Regions from separate parts of the Homo sapiens genome. Here region 1 is linked to region 2. Evidence: read pairs that join two places in POLR2A ChIA-PET (ENCODE). Cell type or tissue: endothelial cell of umbilical vein. All regions are shown on one strand. Each heading gives the region's core, and the rest is flanking DNA. Links, peaks and the distances in the headings are about the cores only. Region 1 overlaps EXOC3L2 (exocyst complex component 3 like 2). Region 2 overlaps RTN2 (reticulon 2).

Region 1 (15,251 bases), core at 3,111-11,110, 260 kb after region 2:
ACCACAGAGTTAGGAGTGGGAAGGGCTGCAGAAGTTTTCTGGCTCAGCCTCCCTCCCCAGCATCACCTTGACAAGCTCATAGGTAGAATCCAGAACTGCTTGGGGTTAAGGGCTAGGGGATTGTGGTGGGAGAAAGAGATAAAAAAAAAGACCTCCAGGCCGCCCCCAACTCCTGCCTGTCTCCCCTCTCCCTACTGTAGGCTCAGACCCGGGCTGCCCTTCTCCGTGTGCTGCAGGAGGACGAAGAGCACTGGGGGAGCCTGGAGGACCAGCCCAGCAGCCTGGCCCAGGATGTGTGTGAGGTAGGAGGTGGAGGGAGGCTGGGGGATGGGCTGGATGGAAAGTGGGACCTTGCCCCTCCTCACCTCTTCTTGTCGCCCTGGACCTCACAGCTGCTGGAAGAGCACACAGAGCGAGCACCCCGCATCAGCCAGGAGTTTGGGGAGCGGATGGCCCACTGCTGCCTAGGCGGGCTGGCAGAGTTCCTGCAGAGGTAGGGGAACCTGGGAGCACAGGTTAGCTCTGCTGGGGGTTGGGCATCAGGGCCTGGGATCCAATAGAGAGAGGAGAGATGAGAGGGAGTCACCTGAGGACAGGTAGAGTGCCACCGCAGGGATGGTGGCTTTGGCAGGCTGGGTGCCCACGAGGGACCCTGACCCAGTGGCGCCCTATCTGTCCCCTTTCCTCCCACCAGCTTCCAGCAGCGTGTGGAGCGATTCCATGAGAACCCAGCAGTCCGGGAGATGCTACCTGACACCTATATCAGCAAGACCATCGCCCTGGTCAACTGCGGCCCCCCACTGAGGTGAGGGCATCCATGGTGTGATGGAGGGAGGACCAATCCAAGGTGGAAGCTGACCTGGGATGCCCGGATCCTGGGTGGGGATTGCAGAACTGACTCAGGGGAGTCTGAGCATGGGACCTTAGACGCATAAAATCTGGGAGTCCTTGAAACAGCCATAGCACCACAGAGCATCCGAATATTGGAGTGTTCGAATTACAGAATCCTAGACGCCGGACTCAAGACTCTAAGAATGATAGATTTTGGCTGGGCACAGTGGCTCATGCCTGTAATCCCAGCACTTTGGGAGGCCGAGGCAGGCGGGTCACGAGGTCAGGAGATCGAGACCATCCTGGCTAACACGGTGAAACCCCGTCTCTACTAAAAAATACAAAAAAAAATTAGCCGGGCATGGTGGCGGGCACCTGTAGTCCCAGCTACTCGGGAGGCTGAGGCAGGAGAATGGTGAGAACCCGGGAGGCGGAGCTTGCAGTGAGCCAAGATCGCACCACTGCACTCCAGCCTGGAAGACAGAGCAAGACTCCGTCTCAAAAAAAAAAGAATGACAGATTTTTTTTTTGCCTTTTTATCCTTTTTGATTAGTTTAACTAAAAAAAAAGAGAGAGAGATGGGGGCCAGGCATCGTGGCTCACACCCGTAATCCCAGCACTTTGGGAGGCCGAGGCGGGTAGATCATGAGGTCAGGAGATCGAGACCATCCTGGCTAACACAGTGAAACCTTGTCTCTACTAAGAATACAAAAAAATTAGCCGGGCTTGGTGGTGGGCACCTGTAGTCCCAGCTACTCCGAAGGCTGAGGCAGGAGAATGGCGTGAACCTGGGAGGCGGAGCTTGCAGCGAGCTGAGATCGCGCCACTACACTCCAGCCTGGGCGTCAGAGCGAGACTCCGTCTCAAAAAAAAAAAAAAAAAAAAAAAGAGATGGGAGTCAGCTGGGCACAGTGGCTCACACCTGTAATCCCAGCACTTTGGGAGGCCGAGGCGAGCAGTTCATCTCAGGTCAGGAGTTCAAGACCAGCCTGGTCAACATGGTGAAACCCCATCTCTAAAAAAATACAAAAATTAGCTGGGCATGATGGCAGGTGCCTGTAATCCCAGCTACTCAGGAAGCTGAGGCAGGAGAATCGCTTGAACCTGGGAGGTGGAGGTTGCAGTGAGCCAAGATCCCGTCACTGCACTGCAGCCTGGGTGACAGAGCGAGACTCCATCTCAAAAAAAAGAAAATAAAAGAGATGGAGGTCTCTCTATGTTGCCCAGGCTGGTCTCGGACTCCCAGGCTCAAGTGATGCTCCTGCCTCAGCTTCCCAAAATGCTGGCATTACAAGCATGAGCCACCTTGCCTGGCCATTCCCATTTCCTATCATTGTAGCAGTCTGTGTTCTTCCATTGCCGAATGGAGAACAGTCCAGACCAAGCACTTTCTGCCCAAATCACAAACACTGGGCGCTTGACCCAGCAGATCCTCTAGGAATGCACCCTTCAGAGGCCAAAAGCTCATGGGATATGACATATGTGCAGGGTTCCTCCCTGGAAAAAATGGAACCAACTGTCCATCTATCGAGGGCCAGTTAAATAAATGATAGGACAGCTAAGCAGTGGAATCCAGTTCAGATGTTAAAAAGGAGCGTGAGAACTCTTCATGCCCTAACGGAAAAGTCTCCAAGCTGTTGAAGGAAAGGGCAGAAGTGGGTATACTATTCTACCATTTGTATTACAAATAATAGTAATCATAATAAATGGCCGGGGCAGGATGCAGTGGCCCATGCCTATAATCCCACACTTTGGGAGGCCAAGGTGGGCAGATCTCTTGAGGCCAGGAGTTCAAGACCAGCCTGACCAACATGGTGAAAACCTGTCTCTACTAAAAATACAAAAATTAGCCAGGTGTGGTGGCGGGTGCCTGTAGTCTCAGCTACTTGGGAGACTGAGGCAGGAGACTCACTTGAACCTGGGAGGTTGAGGTTGCAATGAGCCAAGATCGCGCCACTGCACTCCAGCCTGGGCAACAAGAGCAAAACTGTGTCTCAAAAAAAAAAAAAAAAAAAGAGAAGAGTAAGGGTACAGTTTCAGAGCTGTAGACCATTAGAACCCCAGACTTGGCCGGGTGCGGCGGCTCATGCCTGTAATCCCAGCACTTTGGGAGGCCAAGGCAGGTGGATCACAAGGTCAGGAGATCGAGACCATCCTGGCTAACACGGTGAAACCCCATCTCTACTAAAAATACAAAAAATTAGCTGGGTGTGGTGGTGGGCGCCTGTAGTCCCAGCTACTCGGAAGGCCGAGGCAGGAGAATGGCATGAACCTGGGAGGCGGAACTTACAGTGAGCCAAGATGGCACCACTGCACTGCAGCCTGGGTGACAGAGCGAGACTCCGTCTCAAAAAAAAAAAAAAGAACCACAGACTTTTAGAATGGAGGCCTCCACACTCTCACCCAGAAAGCACCAAGAGAAACTGAGACCCGAAGACACAGAGAGACCCCCCTTCCCTCCCCCAATATACCCTAGACCTCCTAGCCATCCCTCAGCCCCCCAACATCCATGAGTCCCCTGACGTCCCCAGACACCCCAATCCCCAGACACCCCCAACCTGTCAAGCATCCCCTGACCCCTCTCCAGAGTCCCTGACCTTTCTCAGCCCCCCATCTGACCTGTCACCCCTGTGCCCCTCTGATCTACCTAAGGGAAGACAGGCCTAGGCAGTTGGGCTGAGATGTTGGGGTCCCTCAGTTTTGGCTCTGTTGATCCCCACAGAGCTCTGGCCGAGCGCCTGGCCCGGGTGGGGCCCCCAGAAAGCGAGCCGGCCCGGGAAGCATCTGCTAGTGCTCTGGACCATGTGACCCGGCTCTGCCACCGTGTCGTGGCCAACCTGCTGTTCCAGGAGCTGCAGGTGAGTGAGGTGGGAGGCCAGGGTTGGGGCCCATGCCAGGACAGGGAAGCGCTGCCCCCCACCATCCTCCAGTTCCTTTTAGCCCATGGCTCAGTGTTTGGGAAGCAGACAGGGGCGGGGGGCAGGGGCAGTTAAGGCCATGCCTGGGCTGTTGGTGGAGTGGAGAGGGTGCACCCACCGGGATAACAGAGGGCCATCAGCAGGAGGGGGCTTGAGGTTTGGATGGAGCCCCTCCCCACTGAGGTCCCCCAGATCCCTGCTCAGGCTCTCCTAGACCCCAGAGCCCCATACACCCATCTCCTGGTCCTCGTGCCCGCCCTATAGGGGTTCGGTGCAAAGGTGGGTGAGTGAATGTGGTAGGGGGGTGGGAGCACTGAGGAGAGAGACTGCAGGGGGAGTGTGTTCCTGGCCGTAACACAAGCTCAACCCATGTTATACAGTGGAACACTCCCCTTCTCTCTGCTCAGAATCCTCCCACAACTCCCAGCTCACGCAGAGCAAATGCCAAAATCCCACTGTAGCCCCCACAACCCGGCACAATCAGCCCCTTCCCTCACTACTCTCCTTCTCAGACCTCATCTCCTGCCCTGCCCGCCACCCTCCCCCCACTCCTGGCTCTCCCACTAATCCCACTCCAGCCACGCCAGCCCCCTTGCTGTCTCTTAACCCAGCAAGTACATTCCTGCCTCAGGGCCTTTGCACTTGCCCTTCCCTCTGCCTGGAATGCTCTCCCTCTCACAGCCACATAGCTGCCTCTCATGCCTGTTTCAAGTCTTGTTTTGTTTTGAGACAGTCTCCCTGTGTCGCCCAGGCTGGAGTGGAATGGCACAATCTCAGCTCACTGCAACCTCTGCCTCCCAGGTTCAAGCGATTTTCCTGCCTCAGCCTCCCTAGTAGCTGGGATTACAGGCATGCACCACCACGCCCAGCTAATTTTTTTGTATTTTTAGTAGAGATGGTGTTTTACCATGTTGGCCAGGCTGGTCTCAAACTCCTGGCCTCATGTGATCTGCCCACCTCGGCCTCCCAAAGTGCTGGGATTACAGGTGTGAGCCACCATGCCCTGCCTCAAGTCTTGACTCAAATGTCACCTCAGTGCGACCTTCGCTGATTGCCCCATTTAAAACAGAAGCTCTGACTGGGTGCGGTGGCTCACGCCTGTAATCCCAGCACTTGGGAGGCCAAGGTGGGCGGATCACTTGAGGTCAGGAGTTTGAGACCAGCCTGGCCAATATGGCAAAACCCCGTCTCTACTAAAATTACAAAAATTAGCCAGGTGTGGCAGCACACACCTGTACTCCCAGCTACTCTGGAGGCTGAGGCAGGAGAATTGCCTGTACCCAGGGGGCTGAGGTTGCAGTGAGCCAAGATCGCACCATTGCACTGCAGCCTGGGTGACAGAGCGAGACTTCCCTCTCAAAAAACAAAAAAACAGAAGCCCCTAGACCAAACCCCCCTCCCGACTCCCTGCTATTTTTCTCCAAAGCACTTACTGCCACCTGCCATGCTATAGCGGTTGCCACCACGCCACCATGCTAATTTTTGTATTTTTAGTAGAGACGGGGTTTCACCATGTCGGCCAGGATGGTCTCGATCTCTTGACCTCGTGATCTGCCCACCTTGGCCTCCCAAAGTGCTGGGATTATAGGTGTGAGCTACCTCGCCCTGCCTATTTATTTGTATTTCTGGTAGAGACAGGGTCTCACTATGTTGCCCAGGCTGGTCTTGAACTCCTGGGCTCAAGCGATCCTCCTGACTTGGCCTCCCAAAGTGTTGGGATTACAGATGTAAGCCACCACACCCAGCTTGCTATCTTAAATATACAGACTTTATAGCAACAGCAAACACATTCTCAGGACTCACTGTGCCAGGTGCTTGAGAGTATCGGCTCGTTTAATTCTCACTGCAATCCTATGAGATGGGTTGTAGATTCATTTTACAGGTGAGGAAGATGAGACCAGCAAGTGGCAAAGCCCATTGCGAATCTACGGTCTTAGTCTATAAACCACTATGTATGTTTGCTTTTTTGTTTTTGTTAAATTGTTTTTGAGACAGAGTCTTGCTCTGTCACCCAGGCTGGGATTACAGGCATGAGCCACTGTGCCTGGCCTTATAAACCACTATGTATGTTTTGAGGGAGAGAGAGACACAGACAGAGAGAGCAGAAGCAAAAGAAACAGGGAGAGACTGAGAAAACAAGATAGGTGAGGGAGGAAGGAAAGGAGAGAGACTGGGACAGAGGGACAGAGGGAGAGACATCAGAACCAGCTAGAGATAGACTGTGCGTGGTGGCTCATGCCTGTAATCTTAGCACTTTGGGAAGCCAAGGCAGGCAGATCACTTGAGGTCAAGAGTTTGAGACCAGCCTGGCCAACATGGTGAAACCCCGTCTCTACTAAAAATACAAAAAATTAGCCAGGCGTGGTGGCAAGCGCCTGTAATTCCAGCTACTCGGGAGGCTGAGGCAGGAGAATCGCTTGAACGTGGGAGGCAGAGGTTGCAATGAAATGAGATCATGCCACTGTACTTCAGCCTGGGCGACAGAGTGAGACTCCGTCTCAAAAAAAAAAAAAAAAGGAGAGAAAAACAACCAGCTAGAGACATGAAGAGACAGGACACAGTGCTGTGCTCGCATGCCTGTGTGAGTGTGTGAACAGCTGTAGGCTTTTGAGGGAGTGTTTGTGTGTGTGTGTGCGCCGTGTGCATGAGTGTGCATGTGTATGTGAGCATCAGCCAGGGTGGGGACCCTGGGAGAATCACCAGGGCCCAGGCATTATGTGGGTTCCCTCATGCCTTGCTCCATTTTTGGAGGTTCAGAAAACAGAGCTGGCCGGGCGTGGTGGCTCACACCTGTAATCCCAGCACTTTTGAAGGCTGAGGCAGGAGGATCGATTGAGCCCAGGAGTTCAAGACCAGCCTGGGCAACATAATGAGGCCTCTTCTCTACAAAAAATAAAAAACAATAAGCTGGGTGTGGTGGTGGGTGCCTGTAGTCCCAGGTACTTGGGAGGCTGAAGTGGGAGGATCGCTTGATCCCAGGAAGTTGAGGATGTAGTGAGCTGTGTTCACACCGTAGCACTCCAGCCTGGGAGACAGTGCAAGACCCTGTATCAAAAAAAAAAAAAAAAAAAAAGCCCTGCTGGGCACAGTGGCTCACACCTATAATCTCAGCACTTTGGGAGGCCAAGGCAGGCAGATCACAAGGTCAAGAGACCATCCTGGCCAACACGGTGAAACCCCATCTCTACTAAAAATGCAAAAATTAGCCGGGCATGGTGGCACGTGCCTGTAGCCCCAGCTACTCAGGAGAGTAGGCAGGAGAATCACTTGACTGGGAGGCAGAAGTTGCAGTGAGCCAAGATCGCGCCACTGCACCCTAGCCTGGCGACAGAGCGAGATTCCGTCTCAAAACAAACAAACAAAACCCAGCAACACATTAGACATGGTGGCTCTCACCTGTAATCCCAGCACTTTGGGAGGCTGTGAGGTGGGAGGATTGCTTGAGTTCAGCAGTTCAACACCAGCCTGGGCAATATAGTGAGACCCTATCTTTCAAAAAAAAAAAACCACAAAAAAACAAAAAAGAAAACTGGGCTGCTGTCAGGGTGAGAGAGCAGGTGCTGAGGCTGAGCTGAAGAGGGAATTAGACGCCCTCCCATGGATACCATCTTGGGGATATCTCCGAACTTCACATGCCCTGTGTCTACCCAGACTGCAGCCTCTCCCCCGACCCTCCCCCCGCCCCTGTCTCAGGGAGAGACCCACGGCCTGCCCATCTCCAGGGTCTCTGGTGTCCTCCAGATACCTCCCTTCCCTCCCCACAGGTGGTGGTCACTCACTTCATCCTATGAATTCTACCACTTGGATTCTCCTCTTCCCCTTCCTCACCCCCTTTCATCCCCTCCCTATCTCCACTTTCCCCTTTTTTCCAGCCTCCTCCATCATTTCTACCTCAGTCTCGTCTCCTCCCATCTCGGTAAAGCACAAATCTGACCCTCTCCCTCCCCAGCTCAAACTGGCCATGGCTGCCTAGTGCCCTCAGGAGAAAGCTGGGGCTTCTCCCCAAGCCCAGGAGGCCATGTGCAATCCAGCCCTGCCCCAGCCTCACCTCTCCCCTCCCTGTCTTATGCCTGGAATAAACCCCAATGCCAGCTTCAGGGTCGCACAGCTTCCCTCACCCCCAAAACACACACTTCGAAAGGCCCAATCTTGGTTTAATGCTCTTCTGTCACTGTCTTAAAGTTATTATTATTTTTTGTTTTGGGCAGGGGGAAAAAGAGTTTTGTTTTTGTTTCTGTTTGTTTTTTTGAGATAGAATCTTGCTCTGTCGCCCAGGCTGGAGTGCAATGGCATGATCATAGCTCATTGCAGCCTCAACCACCTGGGCTTACATGATCCTCTCACATCAGCCTCCTAAGTAGCTAGGACCACAGTGTGGGCCACCATGCCCAGCTAATTAAACAAACAAAAAAAAATTATAGAGAGGGAGTCTTACTATGTTGCCCTTGGCTCAAGCAATTCTTGAGCCTCAGCCTCCCAAAGTGCTGAGATTACAGGCATGAGCCACTGTGCCCAGCCCTTAATTAATTTATTTATTTATTTTTGAGACAGAGTTTTGCTCTTGTTGCTGAGGCTGGAGTGCAATGGCTTGATCTCAGCTCACTGCAACCTCCGCCTCCCAGGTTCAAGAGATTCTACTGCCTCAGCCTCCCGAGTAGCTGGGATTACAGGCGCCCACCATCACGCCTAGCTAATTTTTTGTATTTTTAGTAGAGATGGGGTTTCACCATGCTGGCCAGGCTAGTCTCGAACTCCTGACCTCAAGTGATCCACCCACCTCAGCCTCCCAAAGTGCTGGAATTACAGGTGTAAGCCACCATGCCTGGCCCCTTAATAATTTTCCAATGAGATCCGCCTGGCCAAAAGACGGTTTTTAAAATGGTGAACTCAATTCATTTGGTGCATTTGCAAGGTGCAATACTTTCCTTCATTTACCAGTGGAAGAAGTTAGAAATTAACTTCCCCCCAAAATCAGCAAATGGCAAACACATTTCCTTGAAAGTCACAGTCGCATATACAGTGCATTCTAGAAAAGAGGGGGCAAGACAGGTTCCACCCACTTTCACAAGTTTCGTCAAATACCGGATCTACTCAAGGGTGGAGAGAAAAGGCAACTTTCAAAAAGGAGGATGTTATTAACTGAGGCATTTACTATACTCCTTCCTAAGAGCTCCAGATGGGGAACATGTTTTCTCAACCAGACCTAGGAAGTGGAATGTGGAAGCAATCCGTCCTCCTTCCCTTAAGGGCTGTGCATAGTTAATGAATTTTAAAAATATGTCTTAAAGTTCTTACTTTTTCTCTTTTTTTTTTTTTTTTTTTTTGAGACGGGGCCTCCCTCTGTTACCCAGGCTGGAGTGCAGTATCATGATCATATTTCACTGCAGCCTGAACTCCTGGGCTCAAGCCATCCTCCCACCTCAGCCTTCTGAGTAGCTGGGACTACAGGCACATGACACCATACCCAGCTAATTTTTATTATTTTTAATTGATTTACTTATTTTTGAGACGGAGTCTTACTCTGTCGCCCAGGCTGGAGTGCAGTGGTGTGATCTCGGCTCACTGCAACCTCCACCTCCTAGGTTCAAGCAATTCTGCTGTGTCAGCATCCAGAGTAGCTGGAACTACAGTTGCACGCCACCGCGCCCGGCTAATTTTTGTATTTTAGTAGAGACAGGGTTGAACTCCTGACCTTAGGTGATCCACCCGCCGCAGCCTTCCAAAGTGCTAGGATTACAGGCGTGAGCCACTGCGCGCAGTCCCAGCTAACTTTTAAATGTTTTGTAGAGATGGGGTCTCGCAATGTTGCCCAGGCTGGTCTCAAACTCTTGGGCTCAAGCTACCCTCCTGCCTCGGCCTACCAAAGTGCTGGGATTACAGGTGTGAACCACTGTGCCCGGCCCTTAATAATTTTTAAATGAAGTCCCCTGTTTTCATCAACCACACTGACCTTTTCGCTGGTCCTCTCCCTGACATGCCCATCTGAAATCTGAACTTTCTTAATACTCACTATTTTCTCCCATTGAGCCACTCCCCCTCCCCCATCCCTCACTTGGCTAAGGAAGATCATCACCAGGGCCTCAGTTCCGGTGTCCCCTCCTCCAGGAAGCCCTCCATGGCTCTATGCTGAGTCAGGCATCCCCTCTGGGCTTCCTAAACCCCTGGGTTCCCGAGTCCCAGCCTTGCCAGCTTTGGGTCATCACTACCTGGGGACCAGTCTCTCTCCCCTTCTGGACTGTGAGTCCAAGGATGCCAGGGCTGGGGCTATCTCTTCCCCTTGTGTTCCCAGCACCGCACAGCCCTGGTTCAACACGGAGCAGGGTTGCAGGAACTTATTCCTAAGTGAAGAGGGAGGGTGGGAGGGAGGAGAGCGTGACCCCCTACTCTGTCCCTGCCAGCCACACTTCAACAAGCTGATGCGCCGGAAGTGGCTGAGCAGCCCGGAGGCCCTGGATGGCATCGTGGGCACGCTGGGTGCCCAGGCCCTGGCCCTGCGCAGAATGCAGGACGAGCCTTACCAGGTGCACCTGCCTGAGGGGAGGGGAGGTGGGGGTGGGGGAAAAGAGGGGAGGAGGAAAGGGGAAAGGGACGGGAAGAGGGGAGATTGGGAGGTTGGGAGAGCCAAGAACGCTCCTGCTGGAGGAAACCCCTCTAAGGTGGGGAGCGGCTCCCTGTGGATGGGAGAGGTGGCCCCTGCCCGGGGTCTGCGGGGAGGCATGTGCGTGGAACTGGGGTGTAAGGCGGGGTGCAGACTGAGTCAGGGCCCCTGAGAGTGGAGCTTGGGGAATGGGGAGAGGCTGGGATGGAGCACCCTTTGGGGACCGGCAGAGACTGTCCGCGGGCTAATTAGGGGGCCAGGGAAGGCATCCTAGGATAGCTCAGGGGCTGGGGACTGGGGCGTGGGCACGGGAAGGGTGCCCATGGGTGCCCGGAGTGGATGTGGGCGAGTGGGGCGGGGGTGGCCTTCAGACTGGCGGGATGGGAGTCCGTGGGGCATGGCTCACACCCCTCGGGTTTCCCTCCTCCGCCTCCAGGCGCTGGTAGCCGAGCTACACCGGCGGGCGCTGGTCGAGTACGTGCGGCCCCTGCTCCGTGGGCGCCTGCGCTGCAGCTCGGCGCGGACCCGCAGCCGCGTGGCCGGCAGGCTCCGGGAGGACGCGGCGCAACTGCAGAGGCTGTTCCGGCGGCTGGTCAGTGTCGGGACGCGGTTGGGGGTGTTTCAGAAACCAGGACAAGGCTTGGCTTCCGAGAATCTCAGGTCCCAAAAGCCAGGGGGAGAGGGGCAGAGCTCAGGACAGAAACTCTCACCCAACTTCGGGTCAATAGCAACCAGTAACTTTGACCGACACCCTTTGCACTTAAAACCTGGCTTTCTTGCTCTGAGAACTCGCCTCTGGGCGCTTTCCTCGGCTGTTAAATAAGGCGAATAATGGTCCCTATCCATTGTTTTGAGGATCAGATTGGTTAATTCCTGTTAAGTGCTTTGGACAGTGCCTGGCTCAGAGTTAAAACTCCTTGCATTACCAAAATTATCCGGGTGTGGTGGCTCACGCCTGTAATCCCAGCTACTTGGGAGGTTGAGGCAGGAGAATCGCTTGAACTAAGAGGCGGAGGTTGCAGTGAGCCGAGATCCTGCCACCACACTCCAGCCTGGAGGACAGAGTGAGACTCTGTCTCAAAAAAAAAAGAAAAAAAAGACTCCATGAACGTACAGAGAAACTACATGCAACAGAAACACAGAAATCCTAACATTTCTAAACCCTGGAATTAAAAACCGCCAGATCTTATTTGTACCCAGTTGTATTCAGCTGGGCTGGAAGGGCCTCATTCAGTCGCTCTTCTTGGAGTTCCAAGCCCGGAGTCCTTGGAATGTTTTCTTTGGAAAATTTTTGAGATAATTGTAGATTCACATGCAGATGTAAGAAAGAATGCAGGGAGCTTCCTTGTACACTTTGTCCAGTCTCCATCCCCGCAAAGGCAAGATTTTGCAGACGTGGAAGAGGTTTGGAGATGTTTCCCAGAGTTCCAAATTACCTGCAAAACTGGGAGGAGATTATATTATGGATTTTTCTCAAATGTGGCCATAGTATGTCTTCTGCTACATTTTATTTTTTATTTTTATTTTTATTCTTTATTTTTGAGACAGAGTCTCGCTCCGTCACCCAGGCTGGAGTGCAGTGGTGCAGTCTCCGCTCACTGTAACCTCTGCCTCTCGATTTCAAGTGATTCTCCTGCTTCAGCCTCCTGAGTAGTTGGGATTACAGGTGTGCACCACCACGCCTGGCTAATTTTTGTATTTTTAGTAGAGATGGGGTTTCACCATACTGGCCAGGTTGGTCTCGATGTCCTGACCTCTAGTGATCCACCCGCCTCGGCCTCCTCCCAAAGTGCTGGGATTACAGGCTTGAGCCACCACCCCTGGTTTCTGCTACATTTTAGAGATGGTATAACAAGCCAGGAGGGGCAGGAATTGGCAGGGTCAATCTTGGGAGGGTGTGACCCCGCACCCTCCCTCCCCTGCAGGAGTCCCAGGCCTCGTGGCTGGATGCCGTGGTGCCCCATTTGGCTGAAGTCATGCAGCTGGAAGACACGCCCAGCATCCAGGTGGAGGTGGGAGTGTTGGTGCGCGACTACCCAGACATCAGGTGAGACACCCCGCCTGGGCCAGGGCTCGCCGTGCCTGGCCGAGGTCTCCTGGCGGCCTTGGCATCCGTCCCTGTGCTTCCTGCCTCCTGAGGGAGGGAGCCGGTGAGCGTGTCTGACGGCCGTTTCCTGCTGGAACCAGGGCATTATTAATAAGATTTCCCTCCTTCTCCTGCCGCCGCTGCTGCCTCCGCCGCCACCGCCACCAGGGCTCACAAACAAACAGGCGGTCACAGGAAGCCCAGGGCAGGGGGGCGCAGGGCTGCCTGGAGGCAGGAAGGGCCAGCCCGCAGGGGAGCCGCAGGGGACTCAGGGACACGCAGGGCACACGGGCGCACACGCACTGGGACAGCGGCAGGCGCAGGCGGCATTCAACTCCTGCCAGGTCACTTCCTTTGTAGGTGACCTTCTCGGAGCCTCAGTTTCCTCATCCGTTCCATGGGGATAGTAGTATTCTCGTCATAGGGTTATTAGGGAAATTTATCATCATCATCATCATCATCATCATCCATGACTATAGTAACAATTCCAGTTCTCACTCAATGAGTTCTTATTTCAGACCTAAATAAGCATCTTACATGCCAACTTTTTTTCTTTTTTTTTTGAGACAGGGTCTCACTCTGTTTCCCTGGCTGGAGTGCAGTGGCACAATCACGGTTCACTGCAGCCTTGACCTCCTGGGCTCAAGCAGCCCTCCCACCTCAGCCTTCTGAGTAGCTGGGACCACAGGCATGCACCACAATGCCCAGCTAATTTTTTGTATTTTTTGCAGAGATGGGTTTCACCATGTTGCCCAGGCTGGTCTCGAACTTCTGGGCTCAAGTGATCTGCCTGCCTCGGCTTCCCACGAATGGGGAAGTGTGAGCCACCGTTGCCCAGCCCATGCCAACTTTATAAGGGGTATTTTGTTGTTGTTTGTTTTGTTTTGTTTTTTGAGACAGAGTCTCACTTTGTCGCCCAGGCTGAAGTGCAGTGATCTCAGCTCACTGCAACCTCTGCCTCCCGGGTTCAAGAGATTATTGTGCCTCAGCCTCCCAAGTATAGGCATGTGCCACCACGCCCGGCTAATTTTTGTATTTTTAGTAGAGATGGGATTTCACCAAGTTGACCACACTGGTCTTGAGCTCCTGACTTCAGGTGATCCGCCTGCCTCTGCCTCCCAAAGTGCTGAGATTACAGGCGTGAGCCACTGCGCTTGGCCTATAAGTAAGGGGTATAATTAAAGCTATTGAAATATCACGCCTAGCAAGTGGCAAAGGTGGAACTTGAACCCAGGCAGTAGACTGGCTCTAAAACTAGTACACCAGATCGGCCGGGCATGGTGGCTCACGCTTGTAATCCCAGCACTTTGGGAGGCCGAGGTAGGTGGATCACCTGAGGTCAGGAGTTCGAGACCAGCCTGGCCAACATGGTGAAACACCGTCTCTACTAAAAATACAAAAATTAGCCAGGTGTGATGGCACACTCCTGTAATCCCAGCTACTCGGGAGGCTGAGGCAGGAGAATTGCTTGAGCCCAGGAGGCGGAGGTTGCAGTGAGCTGAGATCGCGCCACTGCACTCCAGCCTGGCCAACAGAGCAAGACTCTGTCTCAAAACAAACAAACAAACAAACAAACACACAAAAAAACTAGTGTACCAGATCAGCACACCACACCACCATGTGACAGTGCTGGATGGTGGTGGCAGTGGTGGTGGCTGCCGGAGCAACGCCAGTCCTTGCAGTGCTATTTGGGCAGACACATTCTCAGACATACTCAGAGAAACAGAACCCCAGAAAAACAAGGAGTGAGGCATGAGCGGGTTTCAGTTTCAGCACTGAGGGTGGGGGTCCTGGAATTGATTCAGGGTGGTCAGTTCTGATTCTGGGGGATAAGGTCATGTCCTTGGGAAGGCACATATTCCTGGAGTCCCATGGGGTCCCAAGAAGTCCCAGTATTCTTGCTGATGTGGAGTTTCTGAACTTGAATATTGGATCATGAGTCAGAACTTGAATCTGTAGCTAAGTTTAAGAGTTTGCTAGCTGGGTTGGGTTTAGGGGGTTGAGCTTGAGATTAGGAGGTACCTAGGGCTGAGGATTTAGGGGGAGTGGGGTACAAGGTTTCTTTCTTTTTTTTACTTTTGAAATGGAGTCTCGCTGTGTCACCCAGGCTGGACTGCAGTGGCGCGATCTCAGCTCACTGCAACCTCTGCCTCCCAGGTTTAAGGGATTCTCTTGCCTCAGACTCCTGAGTAGCTAGGATTACAAGCGCCTGCCACCACACCCAGCTTTTTTTTTTTTTTAATGTATTTTTAGTAGAGAGAGGGTTTCGCCATGTTGGCCAGGCTGGTCTCGAACTCCTGACCTCAGGTGATCCGCCTGCCTTGGCCCCCCAAAGTGCTGGGATTACAGGCATGAGCCACGGCACCCAGCTGAGAAGGTGAATTTTAATCACGAGCTGAGGCTTGGGGTGAAAAGGAAGATCCCAGGGCTGGTTCTGGGGTTGGTTGTAAGGGGGATTTGGAGATGGTTGGAAGTGAAGTTCTGGAGGGAGCTGGTATGAGGTGAGGGCCTGGGCAAGGGAGCTGATTGGAGGGAAGGCTCTGGAGGGGACACAGAGGCCCCAGAACTCAGGCAATTTCTGGGATAGGTGAGGGGGTCAGGTGGGGTCCACGGCTGGGTTGGGTGTGTGTCTAGAGCTGGGGATCTGCATGCACCTGTCTGTTCCTCTCCCCACAGGCAGAAGCACGTGGCAGCCCTCCTCGACATCCGTGGCCTGCGCAACACAGCCGCCCGCCAGGAGATCCTGGCCGTGGCCCGGGACCTGGAACTCTCTGAGGAGGGAGCCCTGTCACCCCCTCGGGACCGTGCCTTCTTTGCA
Region 2 (15,251 bases), core at 5,103-13,102:
TCCCGTGATTCAAATATTCTAAGATTCCAGGACTGGGACACTTCTGTGATTCGGACAGTCTAAGCTTCTAAGAGTCTTCGATTCTTTCCCTCTCGCAGAAGAAGCTCCGTCTACAGCCTCCTCAACTCCTGATTCCACAGAAGGTAAGTGGTGGGGAGCATGTGAAGGGGCTCAGGGCTGGGCAGCTCAGGGACCTGCTGAGGGAAACAAGGCTCTCCTTCACCCACTGCAGGAGGGAACGACGACTCTGATTTTCGAGAGCTGCACACAGCCCGGGAATTCTCAGAGGAGGACGAGGAGGAGACCACGTCGCAGGACTGGGGCACCCCCCGGGAGCTGACCTTCTCCTACATCGCCTTTGATGGTGTAGTGGGCTCCGGGGGCCGCAGGGATTCAACTGCCCGCCGCCCCCGCCCCCAGGGCCGCTCAGTCTCGGAACCACGAGACCAGCACCCTCAGCCCAGCCTGGGCGACAGCTTGGAGAGCATCCCCAGCCTGAGCCAATCCCCGGAGCCTGGACGACGGGGTGATCCTGACACCGCGCCTCCATCCGAGCGCCCTCTGGAAGACCTGAGGCTTCGGTTGGACCATCTGGGCTGGGTGGCCCGGGGAACGGGATCCGGGGAGGACTCTTCCACCAGCAGCTCCACCCCGCTGGAAGACGAAGAACCCCAAGAACCCAACAGATTGGAGACAGGAGAAGCTGGGGAAGGTGAGATGTCCGAGGTGCTGGGACCAAAGCCAAGAGGGGTGGGTGGTTTCTCCTTGGGGCACCTCCAAGAAGAAAGCTCACGGCCTCCTCTCTCTACCGTATCAGAACTGGACCTACGACTCCGACTTGCTCAGCCCTCATCGCCCGAGGTCTTGACTCCCCAGCTCAGTCCGGGCTCTGGGACACCCCAGGCCGGTACTCCGTCCCCATCCCGATCGCGAGATTCGAACTCTGGGCCCGAAGAGCCATTGCTGGAAGAGGAAGAAAAGCAGTGGGGGCCACTGGAGCGAGAGCCAGTAAGGGGACAGTGCCTCGATAGCACGGACCAATTAGAATTCACGGTGGAGCCACGCCTTCTAGGTAAGCAACGTGTATGAAGATGCTGCATTGGCCCACAGAAGGCAAAAGGTGAGAGGATTTTGAATTAAAGGGACCAACCTCGCAAAGGAACAGTACATAGTGGAAAAGGGAAGAGATAGACGTGATATCACATCTGGCTAGACGTGATAAACTCCGCTTTTTAAAAAAATTTCCCCGGCCGGGCGCGGTGGCTCATGCCTGTAATCCCAGCCCTTTGGGAGGCCGAGGCGGGCGGATCACTTGAGGTGAGGAGTTCGAGATCAGCCTGGCCAACATGGTGAAACCCCGTCTGTACTCGGGAGGCTGAGGCAGGAGAATCGCTTGAACCTGGAAGGCAGAGGTTGCAGTGAGCCAAGATCGCGCCACTGCACTCCAGCCTGGGCGACAGAGCGAGACTCCGTCTCAAAAAATAAAAATAAAATAAAATAATCCTCCCTCTTCTGGAGTGCTCCTCCTAGTGGCTGATTTTGGACAGGCCAAATCCCTGAAAAAATACAGTTCTCTCCTTATTTAGATGTGGCCGTAGAATATTTATAAGTAAACTCTGTGCCTTTTAAAAACTCTTCTTTTTGGCCGGGCGCAGTGGCTCATGCCTGTAATCCTAAACACTTTGGGAGGCCGAGGCGGGAGGATCCTTTGAAGCCAAGAGTGCAAGACCAGCCTGGGCAACATAGGGAGACTCGATCTCTATTTGAAAAAACAAACAAAAACCCTCTTTTTCCTGACCACATCTATTGGCCAGTTGTAAAATGACCCAGCCTTACTTTAAAATATGCTCCGCCTCCAGGAACAGCTATGGAATGGTTAAAGACATCATTGCTTTTGGCTGTTTACAAGACGGTTCCAATTTTGGAATTGTCCCCACCTCTGTGGACAGCCATTGGCTGGGTCCAAAGGGGCCCCACCCCCCCTACTCCTGTCCTCCGGGTTCTACTGAAGTGGGCAAAATCCCCGAGAAGCAGCGGTGTCCCCAGCCTCTCACTCGGAGCCGATATGGGGAGTAAAGGTGGGCTTGCGGAACGGGCTGGACGGGGGCTGAGGTCGGCGGAACGGGGTCCAAACTCGCCCTTATCTCCTGCACATCCGGAGCATTTTTATTACTGATCTGCTTCCGCAGCGCTGCAGGCTGGGGCTAGGGGGCCGAGGGGCAGTATAGGGAGGACCCAGAGGGAGCATGGGGTCCCTTCTCCTTCGAGCCAGCACTTTGGGGCCCAGGAGCAGGGAGGACCCCCTCCCCCAGCCTCGGCCCCAGGCAGCGCTGTCACTCAGGGGCCAGACGGGCCAGAACAGCTGCGGGGAGGCCCCCTCCCCCCAGCGTGCCTAAACTTAGCCCCCGCCTCAGGCGACCTGGCCCCTCCCCCATCCACCGGCGCCGGCCACTAGGAGCCTGCCTGGGAGGGCCCTGCTATGGGGAGGGAGGGGCTGCCCTATTTGGAGGTAAATGAGAGGAGATGCATTGGAAGGAGACGGAAGTGAGGGGTGAGCCTCTAAGAGGGACCGGTCGGAGGGGTCAGTTGGAGGGAGTGTGGGAGGATAGAGAGGATCTGGAAAGAAATAGAAAGGTACTGAGTTCCTGGTTTTCAGGACTCAAAGGAAAGCAGATTACTAAAGTTTCTTTTTCTTTTTAAGCCACAGAGTCTCCCTCTGTCGCCCTTTCTGGAGTGCAGTGGTGGGATCATAGCTCACTGCAGCCTCCAACACCTGGGCACAAGTGATCCTCCCACCTCAGCCTCCCAAGTAGTTGGGACTAGAGCCACAGGCCACCACGCCCTGCTAATTTTCTTATTTTGTTTGTAGAGACAGGGTCTCACTATGTTGTCCAGGCCTCAGGTGATCCTCCCGCCTCGGCCTCCCAAAGTGTTGTGATTACAGGAGTGAGCCTAAAGTTTAGACAGATGAGATGAAGGTTGGGGTACAAAGGTCACTGGTCAGGGCTGAGGTTGGGTTTAGGAGGTGTGTTTTAGGGTCTCAGAAAGGGGTCAGAAATTTGAGTTAGGCCCTGGAAAGGAGTATGGCGTGATTAATACATTTAGGACTTAGAAACATGTGTTGCTAAGGGTATCAAGGGGATATCACTTTACACCTGACAGATTGGCAAAAGTTAAAAAGAACTGCAACCCACTGCAGGGCAGGATGCTGGGAAAAGATCTTTCTCTTGCTTCTTGTGGAAATAAGAACTGTTATGGTCTTACTAGTAAGCAGTGTTTCAAAATTTATGACATTAAAAAAATATATATGACCGAGCGCGGTGGCTCATGCCTGTAATCCCAACACTTTGGGAGGCCGAGGTGGGAGGATCACTTGAAGCCAGGAATTCAACCTGGGCAACATAGCGAGACCCTATCTCTACAAAACATTTAAAAATTAGCCAGGTTTAGGAGGTCGAGGTGGGCAGATCACAAGGTCAGGAGATCGAGACCATCCTGGCTAACATGGTGAAACCCCGTCTCTACTAAAATACAAAAAATTAGCCGGGCATGGTGACGGGCGCCTGTAGTCCCAGCTACTCGGGAGGCTGAGGCAGGAGAATGGCGTGAACCCGGGAGGCAGAGCTTGCAGTGAGCTGAGATCGCGCCACTGCACTCCAGCTTGGGCAACAGAGCGAGATTCTGCCTCAAAAAAAAAAAAAAAAATTAGCCAGGCCAGGCATGGCAGCTCATGCCTGTGATCCCAGCTAGTTGGGAGGCTGAGGCACAAGAATCTCTTGAACTCGGGAGGCAGAGGCTGCAGTGAGCTGAGATCATGCCACTGTACTCCAGCCTGGGTGACAGAGGAAGACTTTGTCCAAAAAAAAAAAAAAAAAAATTAGCACGATATCGTGGTGCCACCTGTAGTCCCAGCTGCTAGGAGGCCGAGGTAGGAGGTTTGCTTGACTCTGGGAGGTAGAGGCTGTAGTGAGCCATGATCACGCCACTGCACTCCAGCCAGGGTGACAGAGTGAGACTCTGCCTCTAAAAATAAAAAAAAAAAAAATGTGGCCGGGCGTGGTGGCTCACGCCTGTAATCCCAGCACTTTTGGAGGCCAAGGTGGGTGGATCACCTGAGGTCAGGAGATCAAGACCATCCTGGCTAACACGGTGAAACCCCATCTCTAACTAAAAATAACAAAAAATTAGCCAGGCATGATGGCACATGCCTGTAATCCCAGCTACTCGGGAGGCTGAGGCAGGAGAATCGCTTGAACCCGGGAGGTGGAGGTTGCAGTGAGCCGAGATTGCACAATTGCACTCCAGCCTGGGCAACAAGAGCGAAACTCTGTCTCAAAAAAAAAAACAAACAAACAAACCAAGGTCAGGCGTGGTGTCTCACGCTTGTAATCCCAACACTTTGGGAGGCCGAGGTGGGAGGATTACTTGAGGTCAGGAGTTCGAGACCAGCCTGGCCAACATGGTGAAACCCCATCTCTACCAAAATATAAAAAATTAGCCGGGTGTGGTGGAGCCCTCCTGTAATCTCAGCTACTCAGGAGGCTGAGGCAGGAGAATTGCTTGAACCCAGGAAGCGGAGGTTGCAGTGAGCCAAGATTGTGCCATTGCACTCCAGCCTAGGCAATAGAGCGAGAATCCGTCTCAAAAAAAATAAAAACAAAAACAAAACACACACACACACACACACACACACACACACACAGACACACAACCAGTCCACCCAGCAATTCCACCCTGGGAATCTGTCTCAGAAATAGTCACTCCAGGAGGTGAGAATATCTGTTGGAGGATGTTGCTTGCAGCCCTGCTTGCGGTGAAGGGGTTAGGAAACAAACTGAATGACCCAGCAATAGGTACATGGTTAAATAAAATGAATGAGAGCACAGGAGCACAGCCACAACACAGAATACTATGCAGCTCTTTAAAATAATGAATTAAGGCCAGGCGCGGTAGCACATGCCTGTAATCCCAGCACTTTGGGAGGCCAAGGCGGGTGGACCACGAGGTCAGGAGTTCGAGACCAGCCTGACCAACATGGTGAAACCCCGTCTCTACTAAAAATACAAAAATTAGCCGGGAATGGTGGCACATGCCTGTAATCCCAGCTACTTAGAAGGCTGAGGCAGGAGAATCGCTTGAACCAGGGAGGCGGAGGTTGCAGTGAGTCGTGATTGCGCCACTGCACTCCAGCCTGGGCAATAGAGAAAAAAATAAAAATAAAATAAAATAATTTTTAAAAAATTGCAAATCGGGCTGTGTGCTGTGCCTCACACGTATAATCCCAGCACTTTGGAGGGCTGATGCAGGAGGATAACTTGAGGCCAGGAGTTCGAGACTAGCCTGGGCAACACAGTGAGAGCCACCTACCTCTAAAAACAGAAACAAAAACAAAAATTAGCTGAGTGGTGGTGCACACCTGTAGTCCCAGCTACTGAGGAGGCTGACGTGGGAGGATCACTTGAGCCCAGGAGATCGAGGCTGCAGTGAGCTATGATTGCACCACTGCCTCCAGCCTGGGTGACAGAGTGAGACCCTGTCTCTCAAAAAAAAAAAAAAAAAAAGGAAATCAGGTTATGCTCAAACAGGTGTGTCGAGAAGTCATTTTCAGCTGTAGGACAGGGAAAGGGAGGTGAGGAGACCAGCCAGGTCAGGTACAAGCCCTGATGCCCCCCACCCCTCCACAGTGGCGGACCTGCTGTACTGGAAGGACACGAGGACGTCAGGAGTGGTCTTCACAGGCCTGATGGTCTCCCTCCTCTGCCTCCTGCACTTTAGCATCGTGTCCGTGGCCGCGCACTTGGCTCTGTTGCTGCTCTGCGGCACCATCTCTCTCAGGGTTTACCGCAAAGTGCTGCAGGCCGTGCACCGGGGGGATGGAGCCAACCCTTTCCAGTGAGAACCCCCGGCCCCTGACCTGAGCCCCTGTCCTGACCCTAAAGCATGACCCACGACCTCAAATCAGGCACCGACTCCCACCCGGACCCCGACTCATCTTGATCATTTTTCATCCCGATCCCCTAACCTACCCTTCAATCCTAATCTCTGATCCTAACCTGGTACCCTTCATCCTCGATCCCTTCCCCTGACCCTGACCCTGACCCCAGCCCTCTACATATGATTCCTCTGAGCTGCCCCTCAGTCCTAACTCTGGTCTTCTCCCAACCGCCATTCCTCTCCCTTGTTTCAGCTGCCCCTGCACCAGTCTGAGCTGGTCACCCACTGAGTCGCCCCACACTCCTTTGTCCCCGCAGGGCCTACCTGGATGTGGACCTCACCCTGACTCGGGAGCAGACGGAACGTTTGTCCCACCAGATCACCTCCCGCGTGGTCTCGGCGGCCACGCAGCTGCGGCACTTCTTCCTGGTAGAAGACCTCGTGGATTCCCTCAAGGTGGCCTGGAGCTCTCAGCCCCTCCTGGGTTCCCCCATTCACCTCTGCATGGCTAGGGGGTGGGAGGGCGACTGTTGGGTAAATTCACAGCATGAGAGGGAATTCCCGGTGGGCTCTGCTGACCCTGACCTTCACCCCCAGCTGGCCCTCCTCTTCTACATCTTGACCTTCGTGGGTGCCATCTTCAATGGTTTGACTCTTCTCATTCTGGGTGAGCTGGGAAGGCCGTAAGGGGCAAATGGGGACTTGGAGTCTGGTGGGGGACAGGGCTCCAGATGGAACTGTTCATCTCTTGGGAACACCCTGACGCCCCCATCTCTGTACCCACAGGAGTGATTGGTCTATTCACCATCCCCCTGCTGTACCGGCAGCACCAGGTGAGTGTGACACCCTCAGTTGTCAGCACCCCAGCTAAACATGGGGGTCTGACCATCTCCTTCCAGAACCGGGGTCCCATTGACAGATGTCCCGGCCAGACACAGGTGTCCTGGCTGCAGCACCTTCCCAATACAACCAGAGTCTAAGTAACATGTCTTATCAGCATCAGCCAGGGACAGGCTTTTTGTTTGTTTTTGTTTTGTTTTGGGTTTTCTTTGAGACAGAGTCTTGCTCTGTTGCCCAGGCTGGAGTGCAGTGGTGTGATCTCGGCTCACTGCAACCTCCGTTTCCTGGGCTCAAGCAAGTCTCCTGCCTCAATCTCTGAGTAGCTGGGATTACAGGCATATGGCCACCGTGCCCGGCTAATTTTTGTATTTTTAGCAGAGACGGAGTTTTGCCATGCTGGCCAGGCTGGTCTCAAACTCCTAACCTCAAGTGATCTGCCCACCTTGGCCTCCCAAAGTGCTGGGATTACAGGCGTGAGCCACTGTGCCTAGCCTTTGCTGCCTTTTTTTTTTTTTTTTTTTGAGATGGAGTCTCGCTCTGTTGCCCAGACTGGAGTGCAGTGGCACGATCTTGGCTCACTGCAGCCTCTGCCTCCCAGGTTCAAGCGATTCTCCTGCCTCAGCTTCCCGAGTAGCTGGGATCACAGGTGCCTGCCACCATGCCTGGCTAATTTTTTGTATTTTTAGTAGAGACCGGGTTTCACCATGCTGGCCAGGCTGGTCTCCAACTCCCGACCTCAGGTGATCTGCCCGCGTTGGCCTCCCAAAGTGCTGAGATTGGCCTTCACTCTTGATTTTAACTGACATGTCAGTTAAATGCTACTGCATTCCAGCCTGGGTGACAGAGCAAGAGTCTGTCTCAAAAAAAAAAAAAAAAAAAACCAAAAAATAAAAAATAAAAACATAAAAATAAAATCAAGAGTGGGATGGCTGTTGCCCACAAGACTGACATTAGCAGGACTGCTGACATCCATCCTATCCAGAGACAGGCGGATGGACTGACAGCCCCTTCTCCAGCACAGCTGGGAGCCACATGATAATATGCCCTGCCAGTTAGTCCTAACTCTGTCCTTCACAGGCTGGAATCACCAAGACTCACAATTAAACTGTATTTAAATCAGGCCAGGCACAGTGGCTCACAACTGTAATCCCGGCACTTTGGGAGGTTGAGACAGGAGAATTGCTTGAGGCCAGAAGTTCAAGACCAGCCTCGGCAACATAGTAAGACCCCCATCTCTACAAAAAGGTTAAAAACTAGCCAGGTGTGGTGGCACACACCTATAGTCCCAGTTACTCTGAAAGCTGAAGCAAGAGGATGAGTTGAACCCTAGGAGGTAGAGGCTGCAGTGAGCTGTGATCATGCCACTGCACTCCAGCCTGGGCAACAGAGCAAGACCCTATCTAAAAAAAAAAAAAAAAAAAAAAAAAAAAAGGCTGGGCATGGTGGCTCACGCTTGTGATCCCAGCTTTGGGAGGCTGAGGCAGGCGGATCACTTGAGGTCAGGAGTTCGAGACCAGCCTGGCCAACATGGTAAAACCCTGTCTGTATTAAAAATCCAAAAATTAGCAAGGCTTGGTGGTGTCCACCTGTAATCCCAGCTACTCGGGAGGCTGAGGCAGGAGAATCGCTTGAACCCGGGAGGCAGTGGTGGCAGTGAGCTGAGATTGCACCACTGCAGTCCAGCCTGGGCCACAGAACAAGACTCCGTCTCAGGAAAAAAAAAAAAAGAAAGAAAGAAAAAGAAAAAAAAAAGAACAAGAAAAAAATAAATAAATAATCCAAAAATTAGCCGGGCATGTTGGTGCACACCTGTAATCCCAGCTATTCGGGAGGCTGAGGCAGGAGAATCGCTTGAACTCAGGAGGCTGAGGTTGCAGAGAACCGAGATCATGCCACTGCACTCCAGGCTGGGTGACAGAGCGAGACCCTGTCTCAAAAAAATAAATACAAATAAATAAATAATTTTTTAAAAAACACGAGTATATAAATCAATCCACTCAGGGACTCGGTGACCAATGCCAGTGCCTTCTGTTCTCACCCTACCCCACAACACACACGTATGCAAACTCACTCAAAGATTAACCATCGTGCCCAGGACACGGCCTCACTGCCAGATACTTGTGCGTTCCACCTGACATCACTCTCCATACAGAGTATGGCCCAACTCACTGACCCTATAACTGGCATCTCTGGCATCTAATGTATTCTATGAAGTTTAGAGCCGGGGGTGGCGTGGTGGGCCACTCTTCACAACTCCTAATTTGGAGGTTGGGGAGGAAGCAGCCTCCTATGTGACTAAAGAGAAGAAACCCCTCCAATCCCTTCTTTCACCTTTCTTTGGTCTCCCCAGGCTCAGATCGACCAATATGTGGGGTTGGTGACCAATCAGTTGAGCCACATCAAAGCTAAGTAAGAGCATGGGGCGGAGGTCGATGGGAGGGGGAAGTGGGGGAGCTTGGGAACCTTTCCTTTCTACTCTCGCTGTCCGCAAATCTCCTGGGGTAATGTCCCCTTGAAAAGGCTGAGGAGGCAATTCCAATGTAGGCCACTAGGTGGAGGGCAGGAGCTGGCTTCGGGCTCTTGGTCAGTTTCCCACCCAGCTTTCCCCGTTGTCCCCAGATGCCCACCCCGCGTCTCTTGCCCCACCTCGTGATCCCACCTGTTTCTCCTTCAGGATCCGAGCTAAAATCCCAGGGACCGGAGCCCTGGCCTCTGCAGCAGCCGCAGTCTCCGGATCCAAAGCCAAAGCCGAATGAGAACGGTGTCTCTGCCCGCAGGACGCCTGCCCCCAGCCCCCGCAGCCCTCTGGCCCCCTCCATCTCTTGTCCGTTCCCACCCACCCCCCTCCTCGGCCCGAGCCTTTTCCCGGTGGGTGTCAGGATCACTCCCACTAGGGACTCTGCGCTAATTACCTGAGCGACCAGGACTACATTTCCCAAGAGGCTCTGCTCCAGGAGTCCAGGAAAGACGAGGCACCTTGGCCGCGGGGCCTGCTGGGACTTGTAGTTGCCTAGACAGGGCACCACCCTGCACTTCCGGACCCGCCGCTGGAGGCGCCGTGAGGCGTTGGTGTCTCCTGGATGCTACTAGCCCCAACGCCGGGGCTTTGCATGGGGCCCAGGGGAGGCCTGAGCTTGGATTTACACTGTAATAAAGACTCCTGTGGAAAACCCGAGGCCTCTTGTGCTTCCAGAACCCTCCAGTTGTTCACCTTTCTGCACTGAAAGGCACTTAAGTGACACTCCAGGAGAACCTTCCCCATCTCTGGAGAAGGAGCTCCCTCTGCCATCTGTGTAGGTTATGAAATGATTGAGGGGAGGCCGGGCGCAGTGGCTCACGCCTGTAATCCCAGCACTTTGGGAGGCCGAGGAGGGCGGATCACTTGAGACCAGAAGTTCAAGACCAGCCTGGCCAACATGGTGAAACCTCATCTCTACTAAAAATACAAAATTTAGCCGGGTGTGGTGGTGCATGCCTGTAATCACAGCTACTCGGGAGGCTGAGGCATGAGAGTCGCTTGAATCTGGGAGATGGAGGTTGTAGTGAGCCAAGATTGCGCCACTGCACTCCAGCCTCGGCGACAGAGCGAGATTCTGTCTCAAAAAAAAAAAAAAGAAAGAAATGATTGAGGGGAAGATGCTGACAGACCACCCATTCCAGGGTTAGCCAAGCCTTGGCAGCCACTTCCCATGCCTGTGCTCAAGGCAGACATCACTAATGGATCCCACACCCTGCCTACTGTGCAGCCACCTCAACTGAGCCCAAACCCACGTGTCCAACGGCCTCTGGATGCCCCTTCCACCCTAAATCTAACCAAACGTCTTCTTCATCCTACCTGATTTCCAACTCAGAGATGTTTTCACTGCCCACGGTGTCACCAGGCCAGACACCCAGGTATGGCTCTGGACTTCTACACACTCACCTCCCACAAACAATCAGTCACAATGCTGTGTCTATCCTGCCTCACAAACTTCTCTCATCCACCCACGTCTCCCCACCCTGATTGCCTCGGGAACAAATACAGGGCCTCCCTGGACTTCCAGTTTCAACACTAATCTGAGGCCTGGCATGATGACTCACATCTGTGATCCCAACACTTCGGGAGGCCAATGTGGGAAGATCACTTGAGGCCAAAAGTTCGAGACCACCCTGAGCAACATAACAAGACCCCCGTCTCTAAAAAAAAAAAAAATTTATCCGGGCGTGGTGGTGCATGCCTGTAGTCCCAGGTACTTGGGAGGCTAAGACAGGAAAATTGCTTGAGGCCAGGAGTTCGAGGTTACAGAGAGCTATGATCACACCACTGCACTTCAGCCTGAGTTACAGAGGGAGACCCTGTCTCTAAACAAAAACAAAAACAAAACACAAAAAAACTACATACTGGGCGTAGTGGCTCACGCCTGTAATCCCAGCACTTTGGGAGGCCAAGGTGGGCAGATCACTGAGGTCAGGAGTTCCAGACCAGCCTGACCAACATGATGAAACTCCATCTCTACTAAAAATACAAAAATTAGCTGGGTGTGGCGGCGCATACCTGTAATCCCAGCTACTCGGGAGCCTGAGGCAGGAGAATCACTTGAACCCAGGAGGCAGAGGTTGCAGTGAGCCAGGATCATGCCGCTGCACTCCAGCCTGGGCAACAGGGCGAGACTCTATCAAAAAACAGCAACAACAAGAACAACAACAAAAAAGACAACTAAACTCGGAAAGGATGAAGCAAAGGGACCCGTGGGGAGACTGGGAGAACACTGAGGTCTAAAGATCCACAGACTTGGGTTTGAATCCTGGCTCTACTACCCCTTCGCTGTATGACCTTGAGCATATGACTTCATCTCTCAAAGCCTCAGTTTCCTCAAATGGAAAACTTATTAGGCCGGGCACGATGGCTCACGTCTGCAATCCCAGCACTTTGGAAGGCCAAGGAGGGAGGATCACTTAAGGCCAGGAGTTCGAGACAAGTTTGGGCAACATAGACCTCATCTCTACAAAAAAATTAAGTAAGAAAAAAAGAGGCCAGGTGCAGTGGCTCACACCTGTAATCCCAGCCTTTGGGAGGCCAAGGAAGGTGGATCACCTGAGGTCAGGAGTTCAAGACAAGCCTCGCCAACATGGTAAAACCTCGTCCCTACTAAAAATACCGGATGTGGTGGTGGGCACCTGTAAGACCAGCTACACGGGAGGCTGAGGCAGGAGAATCACTTGAACTAAGGAGGTGGAGGTTGTAGTGAGCTGAGATTGTGTCACTGCACTCCAGACAGGGCGACAGAGCAAGACCCTGTTTCAAAAAAAAAGAAAAGAAAAAGAAGAAAACTGTCAACCATAACTATACCTACATGTAAAGCCCTTGGCATTGGGCCTGGCATATAATAAATGCACAGTAAGGAGTTATAATATTGTTTCCCAAACCTCAGTCATTCCCCACATGACCTTCATCTTTCTACAACCTGTTCTGCTATTTATCTAATATTTTTCTTGAAAATTGGTTTAATATTTAATAATATAATAACAAATGTATTTTAAGAAGAAAGGTTACCTTGCCACCAGAAACCAGTATTGCTTGCCAGAAATAGAAGACAATAGTAAAAATAAACACAAAAATATTGACGTTTAAAATGTTTGTGCAGCCAGGCGCAGTGGCTCACGCCTGTAATCTCAGCACTTTAGGAGGCCAAGGCACGTGGATCACCTGAGGTCGGGAGTTGGAGACCAGCCTGACCAACATGGAGAAACCATGTCTCTACTAAAAATACAAAATTGGCCGGGCGTGGTGGTGCATGCCTGTAATCCCAGCTACTTGGGAGGCTGAGGCAGGAAAATCGCTTGAACCCGGGAGGCGGAAGTTGCAGTGAGCCGAGATCACACCACTGCACTCCAGCCTGAGCAACAAGAGGGAAACTCCATCTCAAAAAAAAGCCGGGCTCGGTGGCTTACGCCTGTAATCCCAGCACTTTGGGAGGCCGAGGCGGGCAGATCATGAGGTCAGGAGATCGAGACCATCCTGGCTAACACGGTGAAACCCCGTCTCTACTAAAAATACAAAAAAATTAGCCGGGAGTGGTGGCGGGCGCCTGTAGTTCCAGCTACTAGGGAGGCTGAGGCAGGAGAATGGCGTGAACCTGGGAGGCAGAGCTTGCAGTGAGCCAAGATCGCGCCACTACACTCCAGCCTGGGCGACAGAGCGAGACTGCGTCTCAAAACAAAAAACCAAAAAAAAGAAACAAAAAAAAAAAAAACTCACTTGTTCGTCATACACACGTCACATATTAGGAGACAGATAACGGTGTTCCAAGGAGTCCTTACATCCTCAGAATTTGTATACAGAGGTGCCTAGCAGCAACTATCTAATTAAAACAAAGAGGGTTTAGGGGATATATCTTGAATCTGGATTTGCCAAGCAGAGGGAATACTTTTTTTTTCTTTTTTTCTTTTCTTTCTTTCTTTTTTTTTTTTTTGAGACAGAGTCTCACTATGTTGCCCAGGCTTGTCTCTAACTCCTGGGCTCAAGCTATCCGCTCATCTCGGCCTCCCAAAGTGCTGGGATTACAGCGCCTGTCCAAAACTTTCTAAAGATACTCTTAGTTAAACTTCCCATAAGACAAAATGTTTATTGATCTATCACAAAAAGTGGTGGAAGAGGGTCTGATTGAGATTTTGGGTCTGGGAATGACTAAAGCCTCCAAGCTCAAAACAGATTGAAGACTGAAACGGCCTTTATTGGCCAGGTGTAGTGGCTCCCGCCTGTAATCTCAGCACTTTGGGAAGCTGAGGCAGTTGGATTACCTGAGGTCAGGAGTTCAAGACCAGTCTGGTGAACATGGTGAAACCCCGTCTCTCCTAAAAAAACAAAAAACAAAAATTAGCCAGGTGTGGGGGCAGGCGCCTGTAATTCCAGCCAAAAAAAAAAAAACTTTTTTTTTTTTTTTTGACAGAGTCTTGCTCTGTCGCCCAGGATGGAGTGCAGTGGCACAATCTTGGCTCACTGCAACCTCAGCCTCCTGGGTTCAAGGGATTCTCCTGCCTTAGCCTCCCGAGTAGCTGGGATCACAGGTGTGAGCCACCATGCCTGGCTACTTTTTGAATTGTTAGTAGAGATGGGGTTTTACCATGCTTGCCAGATGGTCTGGAACTTCTAATCTCCTGTGATCCACCCACCTTGGCCTCCCAAAGTGCTGGGATTACATGTGTGAGCCACCGTGCCCAGCAGAAACAGCCTTTACTGAGCTCCTCCCAGTTGCCTCAGCCAGTGTCAGAATTTTATATCATGATTTCTCCAGTGAGATCAGTTGTACTAGTCTGGTTATACAAATGAGAAAACTGAGGCTGAAAGAAGGATAGTGAGGCCAGGTGCTGTGGCTCACGCGTGAAATTCCAGCACTTTAGGAGCCCAAGGCAGAAGCATCACTTGAGGCCAGGAGTTCGAGGCCAGTCTGGGCAACAAAGTGAGGCCCCTGTTTCTACAAAAAAAATTAAAATTAGCTGGGCGTGATGGTATATGCCTGTCATCCCAGGGAGGCTGAGGCAAGAGGATCACTTGAGCTTGGGAGGTCGAGGCTGCAGTGAGCCGTTTTTGCGCCACTGCATTCCAGCCTGGGTGACAAAGTAAGATCCTGTCTGGAAGAAGAATGAAAAAAAGACAGTGATGATATTCTTTTATTCATTCCACAAACATTTACTGAACATCTGCTATGTTCTCAAGCACTTTTTAGGCACTAGAGATACAGCAATGATCAAAAATAAAGTGCATAGTTTCATGGTGCTGATATTCTACAGAAGCAGACAGACGGTAAGCAAATAGACACAGAAAATGGCAGGTGGTGATCAGAGTGGTGGGGAAATGTCTAGCAGGGTAAGGGGATAGAGTGACAGAGCTCGCTTTTTAAAAATTTTTATTTTATTTATTATTATTATTACTTTTATTTGGAGATGGAGTTTTGCTCTTTTCACCAAGGCTGGAGTACAATGGCACCATCTCAGCTCACTGCAACCTCTGCCTCCCCGGTTCAAGCGGTTCTCCTGCCTCAAACTCCCGAGTAGCTGGGATTACAGGCGTGAGCCACTATGCCTGACTAATTTTTGTATCATTCGTGGAGACGGGGTTTCACCATGTTGGCCAGGCTGGCCTCGAACTCCTGACCTCAGGTGATCCACCCGCCTCGGCCTCCCAAAGTTCTGGGATTACAGGCCCTGAGCCACCGATCCCAGCCACTAGCTATTTTATTTATTTATTATTTATTGAGACGGAGCCTCGCTCTGTCCCCCAGGCTGGAGTGCAGTGGAGCAATCTCAGCTCACTGCAAGCTCCGCCTCCCGGGTTCACTCCATTCTCCTGCCTCAGGCTCCCGAGTAGCTGGGACTACAGGCGCCCGCCACCACGCCCAGCTAATGTTTTGTATTTTTAGTAGAGACAAGGTTTCACCGTGTTAGCCAGGATGGTCTCCATCTCCTGATCTCGTGATCCACCCGCTTTGGCATCCCAA

What was found. Peaks named below come from ENCODE experiments on the same cell type or tissue, not always from the same donor. Only the 100,000 strongest peaks of a DNase experiment are listed, where the experiment ranks them.
Region 1: POLR2A ChIA-PET joins it to region 2 with 5 read pairs; 2 of 35 experiments call an interaction of 5 or more read pairs at or near these places.

What each region holds. Positions count from the first base shown.
Region 1 is chr19:45,213,216-45,228,466 of GRCh38, reverse strand. EXOC3L2 (exocyst complex component 3 like 2) reads left to right here. Exons shown (of 12, transcript NM_001382422.1): 5 at 201-302; 6 at 393-493; 7 at 695-805; 8 at 3,554-3,689; 9 at 10,148-10,270; 10 at 10,784-10,939; 11 at 12,273-12,394; 12 at 15,110-15,251. It also overlaps a transcript of BLOC1S3 not described here. Among named protein-coding and RNA genes, the nearest start is that of EXOC3L2, 25 kb to the left of the region's middle. RefSeq lists enhancers at 10,009-10,702, 10,703-11,398, 12,021-12,555. In endothelial cell of umbilical vein, for the core only: no CTCF peak of the experiment used is centred there; no DNase peak of the experiment used is centred there.
Region 2 is chr19:45,479,987-45,495,237 of GRCh38, reverse strand. RTN2 (reticulon 2) reads left to right here. Exons shown (of 11, transcript NM_005619.5): 2 at 99-143; 3 at 233-712; 4 at 818-1,072; 5 at 1,860-2,078; 6 at 5,685-5,892; 7 at 6,252-6,390; 8 at 6,532-6,601; 9 at 6,721-6,767; 10 at 9,125-9,183; 11 at 9,449-9,944. The coding sequence ends at 9,530. Among named protein-coding and RNA genes, the nearest start is that of TRU-TCA1-1, 8.9 kb to the right of the region's middle. RefSeq lists a silencer at 2,215-2,454. In endothelial cell of umbilical vein, for the core only: CTCF peaks have their summits at 9,284 (motif pointing right) and 9,839; DNase peaks (open chromatin) are centred at 9,327 and 9,767; H3K4me3 peaks cover 495 bases; H3K27ac peaks cover 210 bases.